2 separate regions of the Mus musculus genome follow, and region 2 is linked to region 1. A link is a loop called in an ENCODE intact Hi-C map of the cell type or tissue named here. Cell type or tissue: gastrocnemius. All regions are shown on one strand. Each heading gives the region's core, and the rest is flanking DNA. Links, peaks and the distances in the headings are about the cores only.

Region 1 (15,097 bases), core at 3,518-11,517:
GAGAAAGGCTCTCGCTGTCTTGAATTTTTCAAACAGAGAACCAAATGAACCGTCAGCTCAGCAAAGATGACTCAGTAAAAACAAAGGAAGAGCCTCCCCTCTCGTCCCCACAACTCCCCCCATACACAAAGAAACCTCACAAGAAGATATTGAAGACCATGCAGCATCAGAAGTGGGACCAGTAACCTCTGAAATAGCTCTCTTCCCACTCTCTCCTCTTCGGTATTTTTCTATTGTGTCTTAAAAGAAAAAAAAACATCCTTTCTTCCCTTTGTTTTCTCTCCTCTCTTTCTGTCTCCTTGCTTGCTCCTTCCCTTTGCTTCACTTGCTCTGACCTTTCTCCCTAAACCACCACCTAAACTCTCTCCCTAAACTGGCCACTAAGCTGATAACCTCCTTGGGCTGGAACTCTCTGGCTAGCTGAGTGTTAAGTAGAACTGGATTGCACCCTCGGCCTCCACAACCGATGTAACCCATGCTAGGCAAGAAGATGGAGAATAAATACTGGGATTAGTGGCCCTAAAGGAACAGTCAGATTCCTGGCCCTGCAACTTCTTAATCAAGACTTCCTATATGGTTTTTCAACATATATGTTGGAAGAATTCTTAAGTCCCAGCAGATGGAACAAGAAGAGCAGAGAGTCATAGGGTCACTGAGAAAACCTGAAATACTTCAAAAAATGTTCAGGCATCAGTTGTTAGAGCACAACGCAAGCTACAGGACAAAGGTAAGGACCACTGATCCCAGCAAGAAAGCCCTGAGCAGCTAAACTTGACACTGTTCCCATCTGCCAGGGCATCCTTAAAACAAATCACATGCCCAGGACATTAAACAAACAAGCAAGCAAACCTATAGATGTGGTTTGGAGTTATTGAGAGAGATGGGTCCCAGAGTCATTTAGCCCTCTGTCCATCCAGCCCAAGTGCTGACTTAGCCAAACATACCCTGGCCAGTCAGCTTGCCTGGGAAAGATTTGTTTCCTCTTCTTAAAACCTGGCTGGTGCTGAGGCTGATGAAACAAAACAAAACAAAACAAAACAAAACAAAACAAAACAAAACAAAACACAGGAGACTAAAAGTCTGCACAGCCCTCTGGGAGGGGGTCATTGTCAGTATTTTTGCTTGCAGCAAATTGAGGGGTCAAGTGGCAACTTTCAAAGGTCAGATTTGAGAGTTAATGTTTGTTGCTAGTTTGTTTTCCAGTGACTGAGTTAATGCATACCTAGGATGCCTGTCACTATGAAAGTAACAAAACACATAGGAGGGAAATTTTGTAGCCAACATGATAAGGCTAATGATACAACTAAAGATGACTGCAGGCTTTTAAAGACAGAATGTACTATTTAAAAGAAAACACTGAGGACTGGGGGTATAGCTCAGCCGGCATTGCTTAGCATGTACACCAACAAAAAAGAAAATAAAGAAACATTCGACTCTGGTCATGCACTATAATCTATTGATCTCCCTCCCACCCAACCATTTCCTTAAACCCCCACACACAAGCTCACCTAAGAGGTTTGGGGGAAATTCTTAAGAGCCTCCTACTCTTGGTTTCTTTAAAATAGTTCAGCAGATTTTTGAGAAGCACATTGTCCCTCCTAACAAAGTCTCCCTATTCCACGTGTCACTGAAAAGAGGAGTTTCCACAGCTACTTTGAATAGGGTGATCTCAAAGACTTTGCAAAGACTCAAGTGCTGGGTGTATGGAGCAAAATGCCCGCCATAGTCTCACGGGGACACTAGCACCTTGAACAGCTGCGGGCTATCTTTTAGCTCTTTCTTTAAAACATTGAAGGAAGCCTGGAGCCCGTGCCTTTACCTGCCAAGAATTTTGCTGACACAACCATGGCTGACCCGAAGCTGCCTGGAGATGTCGCAGGGCCTGACACCTTGATGGGCAAGTTCCACTATCCTTTGGCGGACTACATCTGGGAGTGGCCGTCCATTCACAAAAACCCCCCCAAGCTGATTCACTCCTCCATGTCCTGAAACAGATCAGAAACAAAAAGCAAGGGGAAGGGTGGTTAGAACCAGTCACATAGTACAAGTGCCCTTGTGAGCACCCAGACCCCTCTGAGATCACAAATGGCCGGCAGGCTCGATAGATGCCTTACACCTGGTGTCAATCATGCGGATGACATAAGGATCCTAGATGGCCTTTTAACTCCAGTCTCAGTTTTTGACCATCTGCAGGCAGTCAGCTGAGCCACCAGGAGCTCCTTACACTGTTTCTTGAGTTACTAGCATTTTTCTCTTCATTTGGGGGAAGGGGTAAGGGGACTGTAAAAGGCATCTATAGGACAGGAGCTCAATCTAAGGAAGATCCCGGGGAGAAGATTACGGTCTTAAAATAATCACACGTAAAGAGAAAAAAAATAGTGGAACTTGTTTAACATTTAACAAATGTCTTCAAAGGTGAAACAGGCTGTTCTAATAGCTACATCTCAAGGGGGAAAGTGTTTTCAAATCAGCAATCTAATTCAAGAACTGAAGACTTTCTTTCTTAATGACCAGCATTTTCAGATCACTGAGACAAAACCTAACTGCTGCCTTGATATAAAGATAGGAAGAAAAAACAAAAAACAAAAAACAAAACAAAACAAAAAAACCCTAAAGCCTCCCTTTAAGACTGTGATGTTGACGTGCAGGCTTGACCATTGTACCCTCTCAGAGCACACAATAGAAATGGGTCACAGGGTCTTCTGCACACAGCACACTCCACTGAATCAGGTTTTGTTAGAAAGGTGTGCCCCTGGAATTTCGGGCATGTCTTGCGATCTACAAGCAGGTTTAAACTGGTTGGAAAGAAATAAGGAAGCTCCTGCCACCCAGATTTCACGGGTGCCGTGGAGTGTATTTAAGTAAAAGGAGTCAGAGAAAGTGCTTGTTCTGCTCCTACACTTACAATGGACATCGGGAGCACTCTGAAGGGACACAGGGACCTGAGTAAACTGAAGACCAGATCAGTCAACACAGACTGATCCAATGTAACATGACTGTCAATCATGTAACAGCTGTCAATCAGCCACTAACTGGCTTTGCTGAAGGTTGGAGCCAAAACAAGTTCAAGAGAATATTGATGCTGTTGGCAACTCAGAGGCTAAGGAGGTGTAACCTCCTACACTAGGACAGAGTGAACTCCACTGGGGATGGGGGGGGGCAGGAATTGAGGCACCGCCAAGGTCACACATATATCCATACTCCAACTTTAAAACAGAAAGTAACCACCACAGCTCAGCCACCACCCATCTGGGTCCAGGACTTTTCTAGGACCAGGCCCATGAACAATATCTGAAATTGAGGAATAGAACTCTTATAACACCACCCATTTCCTTAAAAGAGTCTTTAAAGAATCATGAATTATTTCCCAAAATTTCCAGGTTCGGGTGTATGTCCAAGAAACCAAGAATTTTTTAGGAAATAACATTATTTAGTTCCAAACTATGCTGACTCTTCCTCTGATTTCTTTAAAATGTGCCTTTAAGGGATTTTGATTGTTCTGAAACATCAAAATTCACATAGGAGAAGAAAGAAAAAAAAAAGAGATAAATTTGCCCTGAACAGGATTTTACAGCTAGGGACATAGTTACATAGCTTACCTATAACAGAAAGATTACAGCAACCCTGATCAACAGCTTTGATCTGGGACAAAGAGTATCTAAGGGGGAGGAGGGTTGAATCAATCTTTTCAGAACAGCCTGGATGTGGGTAAAACAAAGTATATCCAAAATCGGGGTTTGTTCTCTGGAAGGATGGAGGCCAAGAAAAGGAAACTGAAAGACCCAGCACATTTCTAATATGATCTAGAGGTCCAGGAATTGCAGCCAATCTGCAATTAGAGTTAGCTGTACCACTGACAATTGAGACTTCTGCCCAAAACACAATGGCAACCTTCAGAGGACTTCAATGCCAAAAGCAGTTATATAGGGGATTTGTGGGTTTGTATCATAGCAAAAGCTGCGAAGAATCTCCTAGAGTCAGGTCTCACTAAATCACAACAGATCCCCCAAACTTCCTCCCTGTGTCCACAAGGCTAACAGATTTGCAGAATCTAAGGCAAGTGTCCACATCTGACACAGACTTGGCCTAGGTGACTCTTACTTTTCTTGACTTCCTGGACAGGGCCCCGGATCCTCTTAGTCTTCTTGCCTCACTTATAAACATACCCAACAGAGCACTTTACCACTGAGGCCTCAGGAAAGGTGCTAATCTGAGATTGGTAAGAAGGGAAGCTCACATATAAGGGAGAGAGCCACTGGAACCAAGAAAAGAGAGGTATGTGCAAAGGGTATAGAGAGTTGGGGTGGAGACAGACAGCAAAGAAAAGAAGGCTAGATAGAACACAGAGAAGTTTGGGCAGGCAGAGGGAGTTGGGACAGAAGAAAAATCAAAACAGACCGGCAAATGGAAGGGGGCTTCTGGAAGACAGGATTTCTGTGGGTGGGGCTCTGTTTCTTCTCCCTCTCTCTCTCTCTCAGGCCTTGCTCCAGCTTTGCATCTCCTCAAAGGCTCAAACCTCAACTTCTACCGTGTGTTCCAGCTAGGTGAGGGCTCATCTGCCAGGAAGATACTGGGCTAAGACATGAACTCAGCTATCATTCCTACAGGGAACAGAATCTGCAGAGACTGGCACAGAAACGGTGGAAACGAATTAGGTAGAAACTGGGAAGCAAACACAGATGTAACAAAAGTAAAGATCACCGGCCTGCACCTGGGGAATAGGGTTTGAAGGGGGACAGAAGGATGATGGAACTGTGGGTGCCCCTAGGACTTTTGTGTCTCTGGCCTGAAAGGAGCTGCCTTCTGTAGATTCTCCTCAGACCTTGTTAAGAACATGTGGCCCACAAAGAGCATTGCCCAAACCCCAAGAACTATGACTGAGCACAGAGTATTAGGTAAAAGATGTCTCTGCTCAGCTAAAGACTGAACTAGAAGACCCTGGCTCATAGAAATTCTTTCTAAATGCACCAAAGCAGAAGGAGGAAGGGACACACATAGACATGCAAACAGAATCCCAGAGAGTGGACAGCCAGGTGCTGATACACATAGCAGCAGTCATGCTGTGAATACAGACATGGCTGGACTACACAGAGGGAGAGCCTTGTCTGTGTGGATACTCCAGCAGTCCACTGCCCTCTCTGAGATTAGGTCCTTCTCTTCCCTCCTTTCCAGGAATTCCCCCAAAACCTAACGGTACACCTCTATCCTGAGAACCAGCTACAATTCTGTCAGTCCTTTTATCTCTCCAGCCACAGTATAAATAGTATTTATATTCTATAAAACAGAGGTATCTGAAGGTTTGGGTCACACTCAGGTATGACACTGGCCACAAAAGTACTTTATAACTAACTGGTAAAAGGGTTGGGGGAAGGAAACATCTGGGGGAGGGCCTCTGTGCCAGTGAGCTTGGTGGAACTGGAACAGAGTGTGGGGTACCTCTGAACCCAGAAGTCAAATGTCTGTCCTTCTCGACAGAAACTGTCCTGTGCAGAACTGGTTGTGGGGGGTGGGAGAAGAAGGGAGGTAACAAGGAAAAACTGACCAGGGCCAGAAAGAAAGAGAGAGAGAGAGAGAGAGAGAGAGAGAGAGAGAGAGAGAGAGAGAGAGAGAGGAAAGGAAGAGAAGAGAAGAGAAGAGAAGAGAAAAAAGATGAAAGAAGAATCCTAGTACACCTGTCACCTTGCAGAACCTATTTTCTCTGCCCCCATCACCAGCAAATAAGGACCCAGAGACAGATTACATTGTGCAAGCAAACAGCTTTAGGCATAAGAGCTAACTAAGGTCTTTCCAAAGACGCCAAGGGCTTCCCCTAGCTCTGGAAGCTAGGCTTGCCCAGCCCCCACTGTGCTGCCAGGGAGATTGAGAATGGGAGGAGGGAGGATTTCCCGAGGAGGGGGCAGATTGAAGGGCCGGCAGGAAGGCTGAGACATTAGCAGTTGGTTAACCTGCACCTGGAAGGAGCTGCCTCTCCACACGAATGCACACCGCAAGACCACCAAATCTGATGCTGTCTCCCCACGGGCTTGGGCACGACCTCTGGGCAGCAGAACTCTGGACAGAGAGAGGCAGTGCAGGCCTTTGGATTTCTGCCAGAAGCACGGGAGCCAGCCCTACCCATCTTGCCTCCCAGTTGTTTCTTGCCCACCTCAGAGTGTTGCCCCCAACTCGTTTGTTTTCAGGTTCGTTCTGAGTGAGAGCAGAGAGGCTCTAGAGCCAGTCTGCGCATGAAAATGCTGCGGGAAACGCTGGAGCCATGGTGGACTGGAAACCGCTTAAACCCAGTCTCCTAAAGGGGAGGAATCGTTGGGGCTGGGACCAGAGCAAGCAGCTTCTCTGCGCGAATCTTGTCGCTGCTCGCTCGGGAGATTTACCTCCGACTGGGATATTGACACAAAGAGAAGCTGACCTGCTTGAAGCCCGCTTTGGCTGCCTAAGCAAACCTTCCCCTGCTACCAGGCCACTCAGTTCTTGGTGGAAGACACGAAGATTATTGCTTCACCTTGCCTTCTCTCTAGCCGGGTCTCTATGCCTTTGTTAAATAGGGGACCCACGGCTAGAGTAGCGGGATCCCGGCTGGTTGAGGTTTAAAAAGCTTGCAGCCGGCTGCTAGCCACGGAGTTACTCTGAGATCTGCAACCCACAGAGACTCGAGCTGGGCACCCGAGTGCAGTCTGCCAAAGCCTGGCGCCTTCCCCTGGCCGAGTCTACAGCCAACAGAAAGGAAACGCGATTCGTTCCACTTGGAATTTCCTTGAAATCTCCGAATCTAATCCAGCGTTAACTCACCGTGAGAAGAGCGCTTGTCTCATAGGAGGCTGTGTTAATGGGTGAACTGGCAGGATCCCTGTGGGTCAGGCAGCAGGGCCCTACCGGTGTCCGAAATGACCCTGCCGGTCTCTTACACTGCACAGGCTTTCAGAAGGCAGGGATGCCTGCATGTGACTAATTAGCTTGCTTCCTTCCTTTCTTTCTTTCTTTCTTTCTTTCTTTCTTTCTTTCTTTCTTTTTCTTTCTAGTAGAGAAGCCATCTCAAGGTAGACATCCTACAGAGAAGGACCCAATGATGTCTTTAAAGGTCTCTGTATGTACTGGCCGACACCTAAACTGAAGTGTAGCTTAGGGACCCTGACTTCGTTGATTCTTTAAATCCCCTCTCCTCGATCCAGGGCGCATTTGGAATCCTGGACCTGGTGCCCCTTCTTAACTTTCACTTCTTTCTTCACATATTCAGGGACTGGTCGGGGCTCTACTTTTCCTTTTAAGCATCAGTCTTGCCTAGTCCCATGGCTGAAAAAGGCGCCAACAGAGTTGGGATGTTGAGCGCTGGCTGAGACTCTCACTGACCTCTATTCAAACTTCCTGCCCTCCAACTGACCCAGTCCCGAGCTGTCTATGCGTATGAACCAGGGTTCTGAGAACTAGCGGCTAGAGCTCGGGAAAGGCTACAGCTCGCTGCCTACTCTACCTCGTTGCTGGAGGCGGGATTCACCCACCAGGCGCTTCGGCCTCGGCGGCGTCCGCTACCTGAAAACATTGCACTTTGCGAAGTTGTCTACGCAGCTACAGAGGTCCCGAGTCCTTCAGGACTTAGTATCTTACCCCGCACTCCGGCACCCCCAACCCGATCCCGGCCGGAGAGTGAGAGAAGCGAGCTCGCCGCCTACTTACTATGCATGGATGCAAACGGGTCGTGCTTACAGTGTATTTCCATCGGGGCGCTCCAGACTGTAGGCCGGCCCACGCCGCTGCCTCTCGGCGCCAAAGGACTGCCCAGGGCGCCTAGGGAACCGCGCCACCAGGCCGGGCACAGTGTGAGCAGAGATCAGAAAACACCTCTGCAGCCGTGGGGTCCCTCTCGGAGCCGCCTGCGGAAGATCGCGGAGAGCTGAGCCGAGAGGCGGGAAACGGTGCTCTCAGCCAGTCGGTCTGGGAGCGGGCGCCCAACTCCCGCTAGCTTCGCTCCTCGGCGGGCTCAAGCGGCGGCTCCCGGCCCGCACCAGAGAAGCTGCGGCCCAAGCGCTAGCGGCGTCGAGGGCATAGCGCAGGGGCCCACCTCCAGGACGGCTAGGGGAGCCCGGCGCGGGACCAGCAGCCTGCAGGAGGCCGCGAGCGCAGGGCCCTCCGTCTCAGTCCGGGGCAGCGAGGCCGCGGACTGCCAGGCTGCTTCGGTCTTGCTGCCTCGAGGGTCTGCCCACCCTTCGGCCTCCGCCAGGTCCTTCTTGTTTCCCGCTTCTCCGTGTCTCTGGAGCCGGACCTCCCCTTCCACCTCTCTTCTGTCGGCTCTCTGACGTCTCCGACGAAGTTACAGAGAACTCCCTCTCCTGTCGCGCAGGGGCCGCGGCGGAGTCTGAAATGCTGCAGCTGCTGAAGCTGGGAGCCCGGTGCGCCCCGAAGCTGCAACCCTCGAAGCCCGGGACCCGCTTGCCTTCAAAGTTCCCGCGGGCCCCGCAGCTCCCGGCCCCTTCGCGCCTGGCTGTGGTTCACGCTACCAACTCTTGGAGCCCCGCTGCCCGATCTCGGGGTTCCGGGTGGATTGTCCCTGCCTTGCCTCTTCCGGGACAGCCGCCGCGTCTGCCCAGCGTGGAGCGAGGGGTGCAGAGAGGATGAGGGTCCCTGCCGCCCGGACCGCCGGGGCCGCCGAGGCTGTCGGTGCTGAGATGAAGCCCCTGCCGGCTCTAATGCCTGCTCTGCCGCCGCCGCCGCCGGCGCTAGCCCTCCGCCTGTTCGGCGCGCACAGTGCGCCACCGCGCCGCCCCGAAGCCGCTTTCAGGACCCGCTGCGTGTGGACAGCGCCGCCCGGGGCTCAGCCTCCCTCCGGGCGGGGGCGGGGCGAGAGCTCACCTGCCAATCATGCCCCATCAAGCCAATCAGAACAGGGGCATCCGGCCCTAGCCCGATATACTGCCCTATTGGCTAAGCAACCCACGGGCTCCGCCTGATTAGCCGGTACCTGGGCAATGGGAGAGAATGGGGGGCGGGGCCCAAGCTGCGGCGCCACGTTCATTGACAAACGCGTGGGGAGAAGGCCTAGTGGTTCTCGGGTGGAAAAGGGGTAGAGAGAGAACAGAGCCCACGCAGTGTCTGGAGAGCCATGCTCTTGGTCCCACAGAGCCGACCTTTCGGAGGGCCGTCGAGATTTTAGGATGCGCTTAGAGACTGGGAGCAACCGAGACAGGGTCGAAGAAGAGTAAGGATGGGAGAGAGATCTCCAGAATGAAAAGAAAAAACAAAAAACAAAAATAGAAAAACATCCACAGATTTTAGAGGTAGACGTTCAGCACAATAGAGATCCGATTTTCGGTCTAGGCGGCAGATTTCTGTGTGTATATCTGCCGCTTTAGACCTCACTTTGCTCCTCTGTAAAATGGGCAGAGTTTAGTAAAGAAGTCTTTGATGCTGGTTCCTTCCATTTCCTAAGTTTATCAAGAATCCACTAAGCAACGGCCGTCTCCTCTGTATCCTCCTCTATCATTCTTCTATCCACAGAGGCCCCAGCATTGCACTAACCAAAGGCAGAACTGGGGAAATATTATTTGAAGGTTACCAGAAATTTGGGGAGTCTCCAAAGCTTGGACCAGGTTGCCTCAAGTACAGAGGCATAGATCCTTTCTGTTGTCTTAGCCTAGGAGCTGATAGGTCCCTTGGGAGCTGGTGATGCTCTTAGCTCAAAGCTTCTGTCAACAAGAGGATTTCCGCATCTGGTGCAAGGCCTCTTTAAAAAGGGAAGGAGTCCACCGGCATCCAGAGCTAATGAGAGCACCGGAAGCCAGTGGCTGTGCAGTTACCTCCATTTGCAAGAGCCTGGCAGTGTAGCATCAGGATGGCCACCTGGTAGAGGAAAACCTGACCTTCCTCACTAGAGTTCTTGTAGATTTTAGGACAAAAATGAACAGGCTTCTAGAAGACAGAATTCTTCGATCCAGCAAAGCTCTTTCTTTAGCCAACACGTGTCTCAGTTTCTTGGGAATATAAGGCTCCCAGACCACAATCAAAGCTGTTGGACTTTAAAAAACAAAAAACGAAGTGTCTTCACCCAGGTAGCTATAGTTCTGTGAGGCTTCTAGTGTGCTAAGACCCAACCCAACACAGATACTGAGCACTGCCCTCCCCCTCACCGTGGCAGTTGTAGGAGAATACTAAACGCTCACTCCTTTGAATCGTAAGTGATGACTCTCTGCTATTAAACATAAACCCACCAAAACCCAAGACCTCTGAGGCGTCTGCTTCAGGCATAGTAGAGGGAGGACAAAGCTCAGAATGATCCGAGGATCATTTTCACTATTTACTTTCTCCTCATTTCCATTCTTCTCTTCTTGCTCCACTTCTAACATCTCTATACTAGGTCAGCTCGTGGGTCCTCCCTTGATAGCCGCCTCCTCCAAGCTGCCCCTGACAAGCGGGGAAAGTCTCCCCGGGCTAACACAGCCCCACCCCCACTGGGGCACAGCTGCAGGAAAACAGCCAAGGCTGGTCTCTGGGGACTCAGAAGGCTGTGGTGTGTGAGGCAGTGGAGTGGTAGCTTTTTCTCTCTCCATTTTCCGGAACCCCTTCCGGGTCTTGATCTTTGCTGCCCCACACCTACCTCTGCCTTAGAGCAAGGAGATTACAACTGGGAAAGTACTGTGATGGCATAGGGCCCCATTTGCTTTATCCCGTAGTCCCCAGCGAATCAGATATCGTAAGAGTTGAGTTCCAAGCCAGTTATGGGACTCTTAATTCCCACTATGGATGTCAAGAGGCTGCTCCGGAGAATCGGTCAGTGGTACCTCAAGCTCCCAACCCTGCTCCTTGAGCTTACAATCCCCGATCAAGAATATTAAAAACTAAAAGGGTTCTGAGAAAACTGTTTCCCCATTCTTCAGATTTGGAACCTGAGGATAAGAGGCTGGATTCAACTTATCTAAGGTCGCACTAGTGCAAGCCTGGGATAGAAGAAAGGCTGGAGGCTGGAAGTGGAGCTGGTGTCAAACTAAATAATTTATCTGGACAATACCTGAAGAGGCCAATTGTTCTGTATTGTTTGGACAAAACCCTAAAGGTATCCTGAGGGCAGGATGAAAATGCAGGTACCATTCCAACAGACACAGTCCAGGTCCCTCCTTTCACACAGTAGGCATTGTTCAGCTCTGGCTATGTTCTCTTCTGTACGACCCTATCTAACCAATGAAGGAAAGAAGGCCCTCCCAGTACTTAGTGATTCTGGGTCAGAGGAAATTTTCTTCTGAGTGGTTCTGTTTGACACTCCTGGAGTTCCTGAGCCCTGAGAACTTCAAATCCCCAAGAAGTGAACAGCCCTACTATTACCACCTACTCCAGCCTCTCAAGCTCCCAAATAGTGGCCCAGAGAAATTAGATGACCAGTCTGAGATGGCACAGCTATTTCCCCACAGAGATAGGCTTCCATGCCTCAAGCCCTGCCTTCATCTGCAACCTGCGTCCAGGAAGGGCTATCAGAGAGGTACACAGAGATCATAGCCCTGTGAAACAAAACCATGGGGGAAGGTGCAGGGAGTGGAAAAATAAAGCAAAACAAACAAACAAAACCCACAAGTTATTTAAATTCAATTGCTTTGGAACGTTTTGTCTGTTGATTGAACGACCATTTTGAGAGTGCTTCAGAAACCAGAACCCTTTTGGAGAAAGAGTCTGTCTGTCTGTCTGTCTGTCTGTCTCTCTCTCTCTCTCTCTCTCTCTCTCTCTCTCTCTCTCTCCTTGGAGACTTTGCCTGATGGGAGTCTGGGAGTCACACACCACGCCACACCATCCCCAATTCCTACCCTGCTCCCTGCTCTCCAACAGTCCCCGCTTACAGAACAGCCAGACCCTCTGAGTGCTGGTGCTGCCATGGAGTTCTGACCTGAGATTGACTCTTGCAGTTCAATTCCAGCCCATTTGACTGCTCTTTCTTCCAATAAAACAAGGCCTTTCGGGATTCAGACTGGTTGCTCAATTGGGAAGGATCTGAGGTGTCTGGGCACTGCTCTTCTAACCTGGTGGGTTCCTTTTAACTTTAATTTAAAAATAAAAAAAAGTATCGAAGAGGAAAAACAAATGGTCTGTGATTGCACAGCAAATGGGGCATAGAGATGCCTGTCTGATCCTTGAAAGTGGATCAAGAATCTGCCCTACTTGGTCTGGGTATATTGCAGGAATCACTGGGGAGGAGAATATTAAGCCAAGTCTCTCTTGATGTGCACACATGCTGTGTTGGGGCTTGTCATCCCTACTAGTCTGCCCTTGCACCAGGACAGTCTCTCTGTGCTTAAAGAGTGCATAGTCCTTGCTCCTAAGGCCTCAGCTTCTTGTACCTGGAATCCAGAGAACAACCTCTGGAATGTTTCCCAGAGCTTCTGTGAGATGCTGTCCCAGGCATGGGAAGTGCTCTTCTCTCCCTTCTAGAGCCAGTCTTGTTTTATTAGAAGTCAGCTCCTTCTGGGCCTCCTCTTTTCCAAAGGAGGAAGAAGCTTCTTAGGTGCCTCCCTGCTGTGTGCTGGCCTTGCTTAATGCTGGGCTTTAAACTTTAAAGACACTCCAGGAGGACTGCTAGATGGCTCTGGAGGAAAGAAGGGACAGTTTGGTGGCCCATGAAAGGCCTACAAGTTCAGGGCAGAAAGTAGACCTAGATGGCCTTTGAGTGCCTGGACAGCCCCTCAGTCCTCTCCCTCCTTTTCCCTAGGCTGGACCTCAGGACTTGGAAGACAAGCAAAAGGGCACACCTGAGCTACTACCTTTTCCAAAGCCAAGCAGGTGGCTTTTACCCTAACTCATCATTAAGGGGCGTGGCTCTTAGAATTTGAAGCTCCAAACCTCCCTAGGATTTCCCCTACACAAGCCCCACCCAGTCTAACAGCACAGGAGAGTGAAATGCTTTATTGATTAAATGATTATTCAGGCGATTGAACTAATCAAAGAGCCCATCGACCGCCATGAATTACATTCTTCGTAGTAGACAGCTTGTCGGAGAGACAGCCACTCGGACCCCTCTCTTGACTCACAGGCGTCCATCCCGGTCCCAACAATAAACAACCCAGGCAGGCACAGAAACCTTTGGGCATCCCACCACTTAGAGAAAGGAAGCTTGTCTGGGAGTTAAGAATGGAAAGGGAATGGAGATCCTGGTTTCTGCCTCTGAACTCTCACCACAGTGATGTTCCTCTGGCTCCTGCTCTCACTTGTTTTGTTTTTTTTTTTTTTCTATCATGGCTTTTCTGGACCCAGAGCTATGCCAGGAAGTCACCCTGGGTTGGTGGTCTAAGTTTTATCTTCTTGACTTTATCAAAGGCTTGAGTAGAACTGAGATCTCATAGATAACCCAGAAATGAGAAAAGTGGGTTTCCTGCCATTGCTCAGAGTGTTAGTGTACAGGTTGGCCCAAGAGTCTAAGGAGCAAAACAGGATGGCATACCATGTTATGTCTTAGCATAGACAGAGGCCTACTGCCCTGCCACATCTCAAACATAAACATATCCTGCTACCCACTGCATGGGCCTCTGGGAGGCACAGGGGCACTGTGCCAAGAAGGCCTGTGTACATACAGTAACCCCAGCTGAATGACCAGGCTAGGCTCACATACCCACCCACTTGTGCTCTCCTTCATTGGAGCAGCACCCACAGGACAAAGCCTGAGCATACAGTGTGACATATATACACACACAATGTCAGAGGCTAATCTAGGTGACAGCCTAAAGGCAAGGGATTGGAGTGTGTGTGTGTGTGTGTGTGTGTGTGTGTGTGTACACTGTCAAAATGTCATCAGTAGTCCACAGACTGTTCTTACCTACCAAAGTTGTGCTTGCTGTAGGAGACCCTTGTACACAAATGCTAAATGCAACACTACACTAATGAGACAGTGCACACTGCACAGTGAGAGCTTAATTGCCCTGAATTCACATCACTTTTGATTCTATCTCTCAATATTATAAGACTTAGGCCTGGCAGCACATGTGTTGTATACTATACCCCTAGTAGGCCCCAGAGCTATACCAGTGCTAGAGACAAGCACTTTTGTATGTATTGGTATGTACACATTGGGCAGCTGTTGACATCCAAAAATGGAGGGGTCAGAGAACCACCTCTTTCTTACTTCCAAAATCACTTGGGATATAGAGATGACCAGACCTCTTAAGCAGTAGATGTCCAGTGAGTGAGATGCTTATCAAACTATATACACAGAATTTACACAAACACACATCTTGGAGTCTTAAAAAGAACGCACACAAACACTAACTCATAAACACATGCTAATATGCTCAAGGCAAGATACAAGCTAGTAAAGATGCCAACAGGCGTACAAACTCAAACTGAACACCTATTTGGGGTAACACAAACTCCTGCACACATTGATCTCCTCAAGTGAGCACACAGATCCAAACTTGAACATCTCCAGATTAACACCAACACAAGTATCAGAAACAGAATCAAACAAAACCAAAGAAAACAGGCCTCCTTGAAGACACCTTGACGGACTAGTGAAAACCATGTGAACGCACTGTAGAAGGACAGGCCTTTTCCTGAGAAAACTACACACACACACACACACACACACACACACACACACAAACACACACACCTTTCTTCTTGCATGGATATTAGCATGGATACTAGCACTGGGTAGTGTCCCAGAGTAAGCATGGATGAATCCCGTTTCGCGGTGTTCCTACCTGTCCTGATGGTCCGAGGAGTCGGGTAATTTTTCTCTAAATCCATTTCGATATTTCAGGACTTGATGAAATGGACAGCGAGGAAAAGTTTCCACTTTTTTTGGGGTGTCTTTTTTCCTTTTCTTTCTTTTTTCTTTTCTTTTTTCTTTCTTTGTTTTATTTTCTTTTCTCCCTCTTTTTCTTTCTTCCTTTCCTCTTTCTTTCTTTCTTTCTTTCTTTCTTTCTTTCTTTCTTTCTTTCTTTCTTTCTTTCTTTCTTTTTTTTGGTGCTGGGGCCCGCTCACAAGTCGGAATAATTGAAGCCTTCCGCTCCCCCGCCGAGCTGGGGTAGCTGATCACTGAGCTGAAACTAAACGTTTTAGGTGGAAAAAAAGCGTCCGAAGGCACCGTGAAATGATTAAGGAACTAAAGAGCTTCTCGCCATGTGAGATCATGTCC
Region 2 (15,097 bases), core at 3,069-11,068, 130 kb before region 1:
ACATGGAGGTGAAGGCCCTGGCCCTCAAGTGGATAGAGTCAGGCTCTCTGCAGGCCCCCAGCTCCTGGAGGGCAGGATAGCCTCATGTGCATCACCATGGCCCTGCTAGAGATGTGGGAATCCATTAAGAGTCTTGCCCTTTGTTTGAGAATCAACACGAGAAGAACACTGATGTCCCTTCTAGTGCCATCATTCGGAGGCTGATGGAGGCTACCCCACTTTACAAGTCTGTCAGAGGCTACCCCATCCCCCCAAGTCTGCCAACTTTCCAGAACCTCAGACAGTCCCAGAAAGGAGCCCTTGCCTGCCATGCTTATCACTGCCCTGGCTTTAGGCACCTTGGCTCGGGTGTGTTTACATGAGATGTTGGAGTTGAGCCAACACCCCGGGTTAACCTTGGAAGTCACTCATCCTCAGCGCGAACTGCACCTAAGCAATCCTCTCTAGGAAGGCCAAGAGGAAACAGGAAGGCCAAGCCTGCAGGACTGGGAGTGAGTTCCAACCCTGGTTAGATGTCCTATGCTTCTCTGCAGTGTCGAAGCTCCAAGTCAAACCTCTGAACCCCAAGGTCAGAAGGGCGCAGTCCTAGTGGATTTAGTGTAAGAAACCACTCCACTGGAGAACTCACGCAGGCCCCTCCACCTCTGTTCAAAAAGACATTCAAGAGGGCGCGCGGTAGGCTCTTCATGATGGATCTTCTCGCCATTTTGCAGTTGGAAAACTCAGACCTGGTGGAGGAAGGGGGTCAACTGGCTTGGGGCCCACTTAGACTATGTCAGAGCAGACGCCTGAGTCCAGTGCCTACACCAGCCCAGGGCGCTCTCACTCCCAGTCTTCTTTACAGCATCAGTGACTGGGCTTGTGGATGAGGGAGACCTGGGATGATGTCTCGGGAGTGGAGTGGGTGGCATTCAGACTACACAGGGCCTGAGATGTCAGTAGCCAGTGTATGAGATAGCCAAAGTCAGGGGCTACGTCAGTGAGGGGCTTTCTCAGGAACTGTGGGAGCATCTCTACCACGCAGGGAGCATCTTCATCAATCAAGGGAGCCTTTCCACCCATCCAGGGAGCATCTCCAACCCTGTCCCTGATCCCAGGTTCCTAACTAGCGATGACAACTGCAGGCAATGAACACTTGCAAGGAAGTGATGGAATGCAAGGCTCTTGCCAAGGATTTTGAAAGGGTTAACTCCTCTATTCTTCAGCCTTAGGAGGTAAGGTATTGACATGATTCCTTTCTTACAGGGAAATGAGATGTCCCGGGTGAGCCTGGGTCAAAGTCTACATGGTTAGCCAGTCAATCTGTCCACACCACTACCTTGCTATGGGACTGTCTGAATGAGTCCTGAAGTCCCTCTCTCCGCTGGGACACTGCCATCATTACTCTCTGTCTTCCAGAAGGAAATTCAACTACATAGAATTTATAGTGTACATATTTTTTTTTCTGGAGTTTAAGACAAAAACCTCTCTTCTGGAAGATGGGGGGGGGGTGCTGTGGGGAAGCATGCCCAGTGCAGGCAGCTGGGGTGTGCTCGAATGTGTCTACAGAAGCTCAGTGAGTCTGAGCCAGGCTGGGCTTGGACTCCAGCACTCCTGCCTCCTGGGATCCAGCTCGCTCTTCAAGTGTCTGCCCTTTGGGTCTTGTTTGGTCAACAGTTTTTGCTGTTGGTACACACACTTTAAAATCTTGATCCTTCAAGCAAAGTTTCAGAAAATCAGAACCTTGGCAAAACACTCAACGCAGAAGGCCAGATGAAAAAGCAATAAAAGCAACTTGGGGGAAGGAGGAGGAAGGAATCAATAAACGAACAGGCAAACAGAGGCAGACACGGCAGGAAGAGTCATTGTTTGAAAGGAACAGAGAGTCTGTGGTCAGACCACTCTGAGCATGCCCAGTCTTGTCCGAAAAGGCCGATAGAATAAACAGACCAAAGAAGATTAAAAACAAATCCCATAGAATTATTAAGATACAGAATGAGGAAAGATATAACTAAAATCATAGAAGAAATAATACTTATCAAGAAGAACACACACTGCCACAGTTATAAATAGGAAGTTCTCGACAGAAGGTTCAATTTTCCAGGAAAACATAAATTACCACAATTAACACAAGAGCAGCTAGAAAATACCAATAGCCTAATAATCCTAGAAGAGGCAGAATAAATGTCTTTAATAAAAAAACAAGAACCTCGTCCACTTAGCTTCATGAGCAAGTTTCTATTTGTTCTTATTTGGGTAAGTTGTTTTAAATCTCCAAGAGATATATTATTAGGTTATTAAATGGTCCAGATTATAAACCAAGAGAGTCTAGTTCATTCCACCAACCTGGCCAAATTTTGATGTAAGCACTTAACAGCCCACAGGAGAAAAATTAAGAATTAAATGCTAGTCTCATGATTCCTTCATATGGTACCAAGTTATTTCGTTTTTGCTGGTGTGAACAATGGCTGCCTACATCCACTGCCGCACCAGCTGAGCACTGCTGGGAGCAGTGACATGCTGTGATCACGTGAGTTTCAGTCTATGTATGTGAGCATGGTTCAGTATCAACACATTTGTGAGGACTTCCCATCACTATAACAAGGAAGCAAACCTGCCCAACTGTATAAAAGAGACAGAAAAGACATCGGCCACCATTCAAGATTCATTCCTTACGTGTCAGTAAGACAGACTCAAAGTACACCCCAAACTTACACTGACTCTAAAATTGTCAATATTATATTGTACTTCACAGTTGAAACACTTGGGGAATTTCCTATCGAGGTCAAGAATGTGACAGGAAAACTCATTATAAATATTATCATGGAAAATTATCCTGAAAGTTTCAACCAATACAATAAGACAAGAGAGGTAAAAGTGAGACGTGGGAAAATGACACCCGGATTACAAATAGCAGGATTTGCCTTGGATCCAGAAAATCCCAGGGAAAGTATTTCAGCTACTAGCACCAGTGAAAGAGTTGGTGGGCCAGCCAACTAATGGATAGATTTCCGGGAGTTTCCGTGTTTAAAGGCTGAGTAGCTCCCCCCACCTTGTAAGTTAAGAGACTTCTGCTTAGTTTTCCGTGGCCTCCTTAGTCTGTGTTCTCCCAATTTCATCCTCTCCCACCAGCCCCGGAGCCCCACGCCTTGGCTCAGGCTGTTCCCCTTTTAAGCAGCCTTCTTTCTGTCCTACCTACTTGGCACTCGGTCTAATCCCACAGGAGCATGCTCCTCCCCACGGCCTCTCTGGTTTTTCTGATGGTCACTTCCTCCAAAGGTTTCCCTGCCTGCCATCCCAGGCAGGAAACACCCCAGAGGGGAATGGACAAAGCTCAGGTCACGAAATTTGACTGACAAAGTAGTCTTTGCTTTGCTCAGAGACACCCTCAATCTATCATCCTGACGGCTCCATGAAAGAGGAAACTGAAGGAAAGAGCAGACACGTAACCTGTCCTCAGTAGCACATCAAGTAGGAAAGAGAGCTTAGCTTTGAGCTCAGGGATCCGACCTGTAGCCTGAGACTCTACTGATAGTGAGAGGCGCTGAGACCATGGGGACCAGGGAGTGAGGAAGGGTGGCTAGCAACTGGGAGGGTGGGTTGGTAAGTTGAATAACAAGATCAGATGAGCAAGTGACACAGCAGAGAGAGGGAAAGGAGCAAGTGAGAGAGGGAGAGGGAGAGGGAGAGGGAGAGGGAGAGGGAGAGGGAGAGGGAGAGGGAGAGGGAGAGGGAGAGGGAGAGGCACTGAAAGCCCCAACAGGGATGGCTGTCAGTTCCCAAAGAAGAAGCCATAAGCTCCCCAGGGTGCAGCTGTGTGATGCTGAACACACAACACTCACTAACACTCTGGAGGGGGAGACATAGAGACCACCTAGGGCTCTTTGGTCCCAGCTCTAGCTCTGCTTCTGAGCCTCTGTGGGACCCTGGGCAAGCCAGACTACTGTCCACTCCAGGCTCAGCTTCCCCAACTTCAGGCACAATTCTTTGCTCTCCAGCCTCTCAGAGCCCCCGGCGTTCATGCTGCATGTTCATGCTGCCCCAGTGTGCACACAAGTGAAGGGCATGAGTGTATTACAAGTGCTCGTAGCCTTGACTTCCCCTGCAGGTAAATAGCACTCCTGGAAGGTTACAGGTGCGCCCTGGGCTGCTGGTGGCAGGCTCTTCCTAAGCACAGCCACAATGGGGCATGGTGCCAGCTCCAGCCTCGTACTGGGCATACTCCTTCCCTTATCAACATGGTGCCCCACAAGAAGCTGGCAAATGGTGTTCCACAAGGGACCCTGCCGCCGGGTCTCTCAGTTCCTAGGGGCTCCTTTGTGTTACCTGTGAAGCCATGTTTTACTCTGAGAAGGGGGCTCTTGGTGCATGTGAACCTGGGTACGGCCCTGTGCATATCTGCCGTCACCATAAGAATATGTCCCCGTACCCTCTCATCCAGGAAACAGGGAGAGAAAGAGAGAGCTGAGATGAACTCATCCTCCACTAATTCAGCCAGTTTCCAGTTGACTCCCAAAAGGCACGAGCAAGACAAGCGACTGCTGACCTGCATTGCAGCGTGGACTGCAAAGCCATTGATGATTGATACAAACTTTATATGTGTGACCCATTCTGTTTCCACCCCCACCACCACACCATCATCATCATCACCACCACCACCACCACCACCATTATTATGAGCACACTTCCTCAGTTTCCAAGAATACCAGTCTGAATCCAAGCAGAAGCTGCATACATCCTTGGTAGGAAACAGAAATAACTCACGGCTTGCATTTGCTGTGTTGGCCTCTGAGGACTCTCCTGACCCGGAGCTGTGGCTCCCGGGACCCTCCCTGAGAGCAGTGGGTATTTCCGCTGCCTGGTGCCTTCTCCATCACTCTCCTCAGTGAGCACGAACCACACCCAGTGAGAAGCTACAGCTCTTACTTAGCGGATTCAGGCCTCTGGGCTGGGAGACCAAGCACAGCATGACATGGGAGCCCATGCTTATGACCAAGGAGGGGACGGTTTACACCGTCTGCAGTGCAGCGATGGTCCCGAGGACGGCAGCTCCTTTGCTGATAACTGAGCAAGATGAACTGTTGGGTCCCTGACACACAAAATGGCAGCTGAGCACACCCCTGTCTGACAGAGTGTAGCCTTCTCCTAGAAGCCTGGACTGTGAAAAGCAAGGAGTTCTAGGGACTTGGAAAACTTGACAGAACCTTGCTCTTCTCATGAGAGGAAGGGAAGGATTTAGTACCTGACGTACCACTGAAGAAACTGAAACCCAGAGGCCTGAGTCTCAGAGAGAGTTGCAAGAGCAGCAAGAGATTTCACCTCAGGTGTCTGTCCTGAGGTCTGGTGGGACTCAACTCTCGCTGGGTTATTCAGTGTCTCCCACGAGGAACTGCCCCCCTCCCCAGATGCTAGGACTTCCGTGGAAGTCTTTATAATTGAAAGCGTGACACCTGCTCATGACTAGGGAGCCAGTGGGATGGAGAGGAAGCCGGGAAATAGACCAGAGTGTACTCAGCTCCAGCCGGGGGCGCCTTATGTGTGCTGTTGGTTAACACACGAGTCTTTCAGAGAGATAGAACTGTGTGAGGAGAGTCTGCAGACTCAGAGAACAAACTCCACGTGCATCTAAGGCAAAGAGCTACACCAGAGCTGGGAAGGCCACCGAAGCCCCCTCCAGGCTAGATGTGCAGAAAGACTGCTAACAGTGACACAAAATCAGAGGTATGCATGCCCGCCGCCTCAGCGTGACTCAACATGAGTGTCAACATAGCTTAGACTTTCTTTAAAATCATGCAAATAAAGCAAGCAAATAAACAAAAGCTGGAAATTTAATTTATTATTATTATTTGCTTTAAAGGACAGCAATAAGAAAATGAAGATGAGCCGGGTGTGGTGACACATGCCTTAAATCCCAGCACTTGGGAAACAAAGGCAGGTGGCTCTCTATGAGCTCAATGCTAGCCTAGTCTACATAGCGAGTTCCAGGCCATCTAGGTCTACATAGTGAGAACTGTCTGAAAAATATGCTTTTTATTTAAAAATTTTAGAAAGAAAATAAAATGAAAACGACCCACAATATGGGAGAAAAATATTTGCAAATCAGGTTTCTCATAAAAGGCTGCATCTAGAATTTGTAAAAAAATTTTTTTAATTAATAAAAAAAAGAGAAAGAGAGAAACAAACCAATTACAAATGAGCAAAGGACTTTCATAAGCATGTGGATAAAAAGGAGCAAATGTAAGCCCAGACTAAGCTGCTCAGCGCCAGTGGCCATTAGGGAAATGCAAATCAAAGGCACAGTGACACGGTGCCTCTCCCCTGCCGGGACAGTTGCATTAAAGAGACAGATTATAACCGTCTTCCATAGAGGAAGGAAACTGGACTTCTCATCTCCTGCTGGAGGGGATGCAGAATGGTGTGTGGACTTTGGAAAGTCTGGTCATCCTGCAGAAGGTTGCACATAGAGTTCCCGCATGACCCAGCAATTTCTGGGTTGTGCAAGCAAGAAAACTGGGACCAACAGTCCCTGGGCAAACCTGTATGTGAGTGTTCAGAGTAGCACTGTGATAGCCAGAAAATGGAGACTGCTCATGTACCAACAGCCGACAAACCCAGGAAGTCCAAGGTTCGATTCCAAAAGGCATAAAGAAAGTCTAGGAGGGACAATGGTATGTGTGCGTGAATTTGGATGAACAAGTGAAGGGAAGATGTGCCATTCTGAGATGCAGCTAGGGAAGAAAGCAGGGTTGGCCAAAGGCAAGCCAAATCTGACCAGAGGAGCATGGCCGCCAGAGGGCAGCCTTACCTCCAGGGAGGAGATGCTGGGTCAGCTCTTTGAGGACCAGACTTGAAGAACCAGGAAACCCCCATAACCTTTCCTTTCACAGAGCCTCCCCAGTTACCTCTACAGCCAAATCTAGACCTTGGAATATGGCGGGGGGGGGAGGGTCAAGTTTTGGAGACATGTGGGCCTGAGTTCAAATCTTACCTCCATTACTTAGTAAAATCACCTGAGTCTATTTCTCTGATTGGAAAATCAGGGTCCTTTAGGGAAGCAATGGCACTCTTCATGTTTGTTTTTGAACAAAGCTGGGAATTCTTTGTCGCCCCTGTCATCAGAGGTGGTGTCTGTTTTGCTTCATTGTAAATCTAGGCTGCCCATCAAGAGAGCCACAGCCTCCTTGGGGGTTCCTATGAGCCGCACTTTGGGCCAGGTACTTCTCATGCCCAATCTTCCATGCTAGCCAGGTTTCTGGTATGGACCACATTCTAGGCATATTTGTGTTTTGTAAATACTCATGCGTTTAACCCTGAACACCCACAGGAGACAAGCCCCATTACCAGCCCGTGTTACAGATGTGGAAATGAAGATGTAGAGATTGTTTAAGCCCTTGTCCACGTTCACAGCGTTGGTAAGAAGCAGAGCCACACCCCAGGCATTACGACACCAGATCCCTCCACATTCCCGCCTGCACCCTACCCCTTGTCCTGCCCTGGGAGGCAGTAGGCACTCAGAAAGTGTCTGCCAAGACGACCTTAATCCACCGATACACTTCTACTCAGCTGAATAAACTATGCTATGGCTTCCTCTCACCCACGACTCAGAGGCTCCTCCTTACTATCTCCACAAAATGACCAGACCTGGAGAACCAGTGTCCGCTCAGTTGCAACTTTTTCTTTCTCCTAAGTAGTCTGTATATATACTAACGGGGTGGGGAGTGGGGGCGATATGCATCCAATTAACTTCAAATTTAGCTCATAATGAACTTATCTCATTTTGCTACCAGCTCGGTTCTCATCGTGTGGCAGTAATTAACCACTGGGGGTTGTCACTCCTAGACACACGGCACAAAAATCCTCCAACCCTTGCTTCAAGCCCTTGCAGAATTCATTACTCTGACAGTGTGCAAAGCCTTCACTTTGAATGCCACAGAGTACACACTCAACTCCCCCTCCACCTACCTGATGGTGAGTGGGAGGGAGAGAAAGGACTGCACCCCACTCTCACTACCGGGGCTGTCATTAACTGTGAAGGAGTTTGGGGTGGAGTAGGTGGGCAGGAAGCTAGTGATGGCCTTGGCCAAGGAAGGGGCTGCTGTCCTTGGTCCTGACCGTCCTTGTTGGACTAGAGGTCCTGCCCTCGGACCGGAGGTCTCTGCATGCTGTCTCTCCCTCCAGCTCAGCTATAAAGGACTTTGGTGGAATTGATTGGAAAAGATTCTTCACACCAATGCTCTGTGAGTTGGTGGCCTTATTGCTGACATGGGGACAGAAAGAAAGGCTGGTTCTGGCCTCGGGTAAGACGAGCCCAGCAGTGTCTGCCTGACAGCTGCACACAGTCCCTGCTTCCCCAGAGCCTCTGAGCTGCACCCAGTGAGAAGAGGTTAAAGGACAGCCTTATTGTCACGTGCCCAGGACAGAAACCTCTCGAAGGAGACAGGGTTGTTGGCCTCTGCCACAGGTCTCCTCACTAAATATACACACGGGTGTGCAGAACCTCTTCAGCTAGCTGAGAGAAGTCCTGGTTTTTACTTGGTTTCATTTGGAACCTTTTGACTACATCAATGCTAATAACTAATGTAACTTTAAAACACACACACACACACATGATGGTTTTCTGCAGGCTTTTACAATCAAGTTTACTTTAAAAATTAAAAACAAAATTAAAACAAATAAATACATCCCGAGGAACAAAGAAAATATGTCCAAAGCCCATGTCTAGGCCTCAGACTGCCAGTTTTCCACCATAACTCACCCTTACGGCCCCCGAGTCCCATCTCACCCACATCACCAGCACCAGCACCAGCCCTGCCCACTGCCAGGCCTGGTGAGAATCAGGACTGCTGCCTGGTGCCCAGATACCTGACAGAGAGGAAAGTCCCTGAGGGCGGAGAACAGAGAGACAGCATTTGGGAAGATGGTGTGTGTGTGTGTGTGTGTGTGTGTGTGTGTGTAGTCAGCTCCCCGGGGCCACCCTGTCTCTTCATTCCTGTGGGTGACACTCCTAGCTTCCTGGCCACTCCACTTTCAAAGTGAAAAAATTTCCTATGAAAATGAGAACTTCCCTTTCACCCAGTGGGGTCTCCAAGCCCTGAGAACTCTCTGTCCCCCTCCTCCACAGCACCCACCTGTCCTGGAACACGCTGTTCCTCCCTCCCACCATTCTTTCAACTGCTCCTCCCTACCCCCACCCCATGCCAGGGTCCACACGAAGAGTGCAAAGGCTACACACACCCCAGCTCCTAGCCCTGTTTTATCAGCTCGCCGCTGTGATTGCAGATGCTTTCTCCTCCTTCACGATTGCTCATGGCGTCTTCCCAAAAGCCCCTTTCTCACAGCCAAAGAGCATCAAGGGATCTGAGGAATGCCCTCACAATTCACAAAGCAGGCATAAAGGTGGGCAGTGCACAGGCCCCTCAGTGTCACCTGACTCCCCAGTGGCAGCACAACGGGCATGTCTCCGAGGGAATGTATGTATCTAGGTTTGCAGAGGTGTGCGTAAGCTGACCTTTGACCCAGTGAGGAAGGCCCAGGCTAACACGCAGACTTCCACAGGGTAAGAGACATGACCTCCTAGGTTTCATATGACATTAACCAATTTTGTTTTTAATCTGGTTTTTATGCTAATATTATTTTTTAAATGCTTTCCCTAAGGAATTGGAAGTACAGTTCAGTGATAGTGAGCATGCTTAGCACACACACAGGCCCCGGATTCAACCCAAGCACTGCCCACCCACAGCTATTTATTGTTTGTTTGAGACAGGGTTTCTCTGTGTAGCCAAGCCTATCATGGAACTTACTCTGTAGACCAGGCTGGCCCAGAACTGAGACTCGAATGCCCCTGCCTCCAGAGTACTGGGATTAACAGCATGTGTTACCATGCCTGGATAATGTATTTTTTATTTAAAAAAAAAATTAGAGGCCTCCAGAGATGGCTCAGTAGTTAAGAACACTGGCTACTTTTCCAGAGGACCTTGGTCTGACTCTCAGTGCCTGTGTAGCTATGGAGGCTCACAACAACCTGTAACTTCAGTTCCAGAGAAGCCAATGCCCTCTTCTGGCCTCTGTAGGCAACAGACAGATACACAGCACACAGACATACATGGAGGCAAAACACCTACATACAAAATAAAATAAAATAATTTACTTTTTTTGGTGCACGAGTGCTTGTGTGTGCATGCATGTGCTGGTCAGAGGACAGCTTGTGGGAGTGATTTTTCTCCTCCCCCCATGTGGGCTCTGGGTCGTCAGACTTTGCAGCAAATGCTCTCATCCACTGAGCCGTCTTCCCAGCCCACAAACACAGCATAAAAAAACAAAAACGTTTTAAAAGGCCTTTCCTGATAGAGGGTATAAATTCCTCTTTCTCAAATAGTCTTGGAACCAACAAATTTCCTTATTGGTTACAAATCGATTCAAGTGTTCATGTCATATATTATCATTTTTGCATTGGTATATTCACACTATGGCTTGGGTCAGTGTCTGTCAAAGGTTCCTGTGCTAATGGCTTTGTCCCCAGAGTGGCACTATCGGAGAAATGTTGATACTGTAGAAAAGTATGACCTGGGGAGGTCCTTAGGCCATTTTGAGGGTATTATGGGACCCTGGCCTTTTTAGTTTTTACTTCCTGGTCATTAAGAAAAGTGTCACCCATATATATTACCTCCCGCTGTGATCCAATGTCCCCTCTAGAGGCTCAAAGCTTCAGCTCCCTGGACCTTGGGCTAGAAACTCAAGTACTGTGAGCTGAGTACACCTCTCTCTGGGAATTAATTATCCCTAGTGTCATATTACAGCAATGACAATTACATTTTTAACTGTTCAAAATGTATTTGACACCTGTTGTAGGAATCTTGCCAAAGACATTGAGTGGCATGAGCTGAAGATTTCTAGCAAGATGGATAACTGCCACTATGGGGGCAATAATGGAACAATGTCAGGGGCTCAGATAGGGAACGAGGCCTGGTACACAGCCTCTCATCTGCACACAGTGTATATGGCACTGGCTCACAGCCCATGAGCAGCAGCAACTGAGATGTACAAATAGCTTGCCCTGAAGTCCTTCTTCTGACCTGCCACAGTCTAAGGGTGTGAAGATCACAGGGGTGGTGTGTGTGTGTGTATCCTGCCGTAGCCGCCCAGCTCAGCCTACAGACAGTGACCAGCTAACTGAGATGAGCGTCAGTCAGCCATCAAGAGATCTGGCAGGCTCCTAAAGACAGGCTTATTAGCCTTTAGTTTAAGGACTGTTGTTTCTCTAGAAACAATAAGCCTACATTTCTTTTTTCCCCAAATTACTAATTCCTCACATGTAACTAATTCTGACTGGCTTCTCTCTTATTATCCAGTCTAAAGGTGCAGCCTGGCCCTGTAGAGCCAGAAAGACAAACCTGAGCACTCAGAAAGTAATTGGGTGCCATTCATTTTCCATCTCTAGCCTTCCCAGTCCTCCACCTGGGAAGACCTCATCTGCATCTTTGAAGTCACCGAGGACTGTACCGTCTCCCAGTCCTTTGTTTTGGGGACTTTTCTTTGTCTTGTTTATTGATTTTGTTTTGGGTTTTTGAGATAGTCTTCTGTAGCTCAAGCACTAAAGTCACTTGACTTTAAAGGGTGGTCTTGAACTCCACAACCTCCTGCTTCTACTCCCCGAGTGCTGATATTATCAGTGTGCACCAGGACACCTGACTGGTTAGTATGTGTGTCAGTGGGTGGTGTGTGGATGCACATGGATATGCTTGTAAGCAGAGGAGGACACCACTCAGCCTGCTCTGTCATTCTGTCTCATCCCTTGAGATGGGGTCTTTCACTGATCTGGAGCTAGGCTAGCAGGTGAGAGCCTTAGGCACTTCCTGCTCCAGTCCTTACTCATTGCTGGGGTTGCAGGCCTGCATGGCCACACCTGGCTTTTCTCATGGGTTCTGAGGATTTGAACTTAGATCCTCATTCTTGCACAGCAAGCCCTATGCTGATAGAGCCACTGGGGCCTAAACCCAGAACTTTCATGAGCTAGGCAAGCTGTACTACTGAGCCCTTGTGTTCTGGTTTTGAGAGAGTGGGTTTCATCTGCTTGGAGTTTTAGACCAAACACTGGAGCTTGGTCAACATTTTCATGCACATCTGTGGCTTCCTCTTGTCTCACTGACAAGTGGTGGTCAAATACGATAGAAGGAAGAAGGCGGAACTCCAACCAGCATGGCAGATAAGCAGCCCCACAGCACCACTGGCTCCAGGGCTTTCTGCCAAGACAGGCCCTGATTCAGGGAGAAGAGGGGGCTGTGTTTGTAGCAGGAAGGGCAACCAGGTAACTGCTTGTTCGTGCATTATCTGACATCTACTAAGTGCTACTTCTGTGTGCTCCAGAGAACTCCGACCTGAGAACAGTCCTTGTAGCAACCACAGCATCATGTATGTAGCCCCGAGTCCCAAGCTCTAGTGTACATTTCATTTCCAGGAGATGGAAAAGCTTGACTTGAAGTAAGGTATTCGGCTAGTAAGAGTGGGTTGGAAGTCTATTGAGGTTCTGACTTGAGAGCCTAAACTCCCCTACCCACATCATCCATCCCATGCATTCTGTCTCAAATAGATGAACCACAAAATACGAAATGTGCCTCCCCTTTAACTAGACATTCTTAGATTTTATTGTAGAGATACACAAAGAATACACTAAGACTTACATTTGATTAGAAGGAAGGGGGAAGGGAGGGACCACATTTCTCCAACACATTTTATTAAATGTATTAAACAAAATAAAAAGAGAATTCCATACTATATAGTCTTGTTTCTACTAGTTAAAACAATTGATAAGATTCATGTGCTATGAGATAAATAAAATGCTTTTGAAAGTAAAACGTGTTTTCACAAAACTGAAGGAGAGTGGGCGTTGGCAGGGAGGGGCTTATTTTTCCTTCTATATTTTTTTTCTGTACAGTTTGAATATTTAATCACATGAATGTATCACCTTCTGTTCAAAATTAACATTTTGATTTAAAATTAACTTTTTTCTTAAGAACCAGACAGTGTCTATACCCCAAGGGGCCCACTTGCAGTCTAGAAAGAGAGATGAAATTTAAGACCTGTGCAGCTCAGGCCTCCTCCTGTCCCTTGCTTTCTGGGACAGCCTCGGGATGCCAGGAGTATCTTGGCCATGCCACTTATACAAGTGACAAATACTTATCCCGAAACCCACCAGGCCTCCCCAGGCCAGTACCCAACACTCAGTGGTTGCCTGCCTGAAATATCCCACTCAACAATGTCTGCCCCTTGCCACAAGGCTATGAACAGCATAAGACCTGCTCTGAGCCCTTCCTGCCTCCAACTCTGGAAAACCTAGTCTTCAGGGGCACATAGTTCCAACAGACGTGGTGGCTTAGCTTCCCAGGTTCCTACCCATGCATTAAAGAAGTGGGGAAGGAGACTTAACCAAGTCACGTCACCATGGGGAAAGTGACAGGTGAGTGGTAATGGCAGTGTGTTGATTATTTTCCTGTTACAAAGTCCCTGGTGAAAGCAACCTGAAGGCAGGGTTTATCATAGCTCAGTTTGAGAGTACAGTCCCCCATGGCAGGGCAGTCACCGTGGCAGGAGCGTGACACAGCTTGTCACAGTGCTTGCTCAGTCAGGAAGCAGAGAGAATTGAACGCTGCAGCTGAGCTCTGCTTGTACACAGTCTAGGACCCCAGAGCACAGGAAGGTGCTGCCCACACTTCAGGTGGGTCTGAAACCCATCAGGAAAATCGATCGCAGACACTCACAGGGGTTTGTCTCTCTGGTGATTCTAGGGCCGGTTGAGTTGGCGATCGGGACACATAAGGTGTCAGGAAAACAATATGAGCAGACACAGAGCCCAAACCTCAGTGGTCTGGGTGATTTGTGGCAAGAGCAGTGTCTGTCCAGTTTCCCAAGGCTTCCAGTGCTGTACCAGGGGGTCAGCTCTGCCTATTCACAGGATAGGCCTGGGCAGTGACTTCAGAAGCAGGGGATATCTTGCTCTCCAGCCTGCCTGTGCACCTTGTATGGAGACATGGATAGACAAGGGAGTGTCTGGTAAGTCCCTGTAGCTATAATTACCAGACGATGAGACACTTTTTGTGCAGGGGTGGCAATAGGACAAACCTCTATGAGGATGGGTGCCAACCACACCCCTATCCACACCAAGCCATCTCCAAGCCCATGGAGAACAAAACGACACCTTTGCCTCTTTGTTGTTGTTGTTGTTGTTTTGTTTGAGACAGAGGCTGGTCTCAAACTTACTATGTTGCTGAGAGTAGCCTTGAACTCGTGATCCCCCTGGGCGGGGATTACAGGTGTGGGTCACCATGCTTGACGCGTTTTTATCTTTTGGTGTTTCAGAGTCACAGAGTTGCTAGCCTAGGCTGAAACGTTGCTGAGTGGCCTCCTACCCAGGGCTGCTGGTATCGCTCCCCGGCCTCTCAGCCACCCTCAGTCTGTCCACACTGGCCCCAGATGTCCTGTTCTGTTCATGCCACGTCACTGTCAGAGACCCTCCATTCCCCATCACTGCTTACACGCAAAGTGCACACTTAGTTAAAAGAATGTCCTATAGCAGTGGCTCTCAACCTGTGGGTCATGATCTCTTCAGGTTCATTTTTATGTGGGGTTGGCTGAGATCATCAGAAAATACAAATATTTACACTATGATCCATAAGAGTAGAAAAAATTACAATTATGAAGTAGCAATAAAATAATGTTATGCTTGGGGTCAGCCCAGCATGAGGCGCTGTATTAAAGGGTCGCAGCAATAGGAGGGCTGAGAACTGCTGCTCTAGAGACCCCATCTGCTCGGGCCTTAACTCCAGCTCTGCCACGTCCTAGACTTTGGAAAGATAACTGCCTCTTGTCCTTACTGCCAGGGAGTGGGGCGAAAGGGAGGCTGCAGCTCCTCTTTGCTGAAACCGTTAGGAGGCTTATTTGACACAGAGCTGCGGACATGTGGACAGCGCTGCCGCCCACTCTCCACACTCCCAGCCCTTGCTAACACATAACTCCCTGTGCTGTGCTTCCACCAGGTGGGGACCCATGTGCATCAGTTGATGGATGAACCACGGGCCAGTGGGTAGAGAGGGACCCCCTGCCTCTCCCACTGTGCAGAGCTCGG

The links. Hi-C counts contacts between places; a loop is a spot of excess contacts. Peaks named below come from ENCODE experiments on the same cell type or tissue, not always from the same donor. Only the 100,000 strongest peaks of a DNase experiment are listed, where the experiment ranks them.
Region 2: it touches region 1 in a loop (6-fold over the local background); 2 of 42 quality-filtered maps call a loop at or near these places.

What each region holds. Positions count from the first base shown.
Region 1 is chr4:44,695,703-44,710,799 of GRCm38, forward strand. Pax5 (paired box 5) reads right to left here and starts at 14,992. Exons shown (of 10, transcript NM_008782.3): 1 at 14,661-14,992; 2 at 1,820-1,985. The coding sequence starts at 14,706. 5730488B01Rik (RIKEN cDNA 5730488B01 gene) reads left to right here and starts at 7,098. Exons shown (of 1, transcript NR_073462.1): 1 at 7,098-9,408. In gastrocnemius, for the core only: no CTCF peak of the experiment used is centred there; DNase peaks (open chromatin) are centred at 5,877, 6,054, 6,352, 6,680 and 4 more places; H3K4me3 peaks cover 1,911 bases.
Region 2 is chr4:44,570,713-44,585,809 of GRCm38, forward strand. The region is part of intron 7 of Pax5 (paired box 5); the gene reads right to left. Among named protein-coding and RNA genes, the nearest start is that of Mir5120, 29 kb to the right of the region's middle. In gastrocnemius, for the core only: a CTCF peak has its summit at 6,749 (motif pointing right); a DNase peak (open chromatin) is centred at 6,770.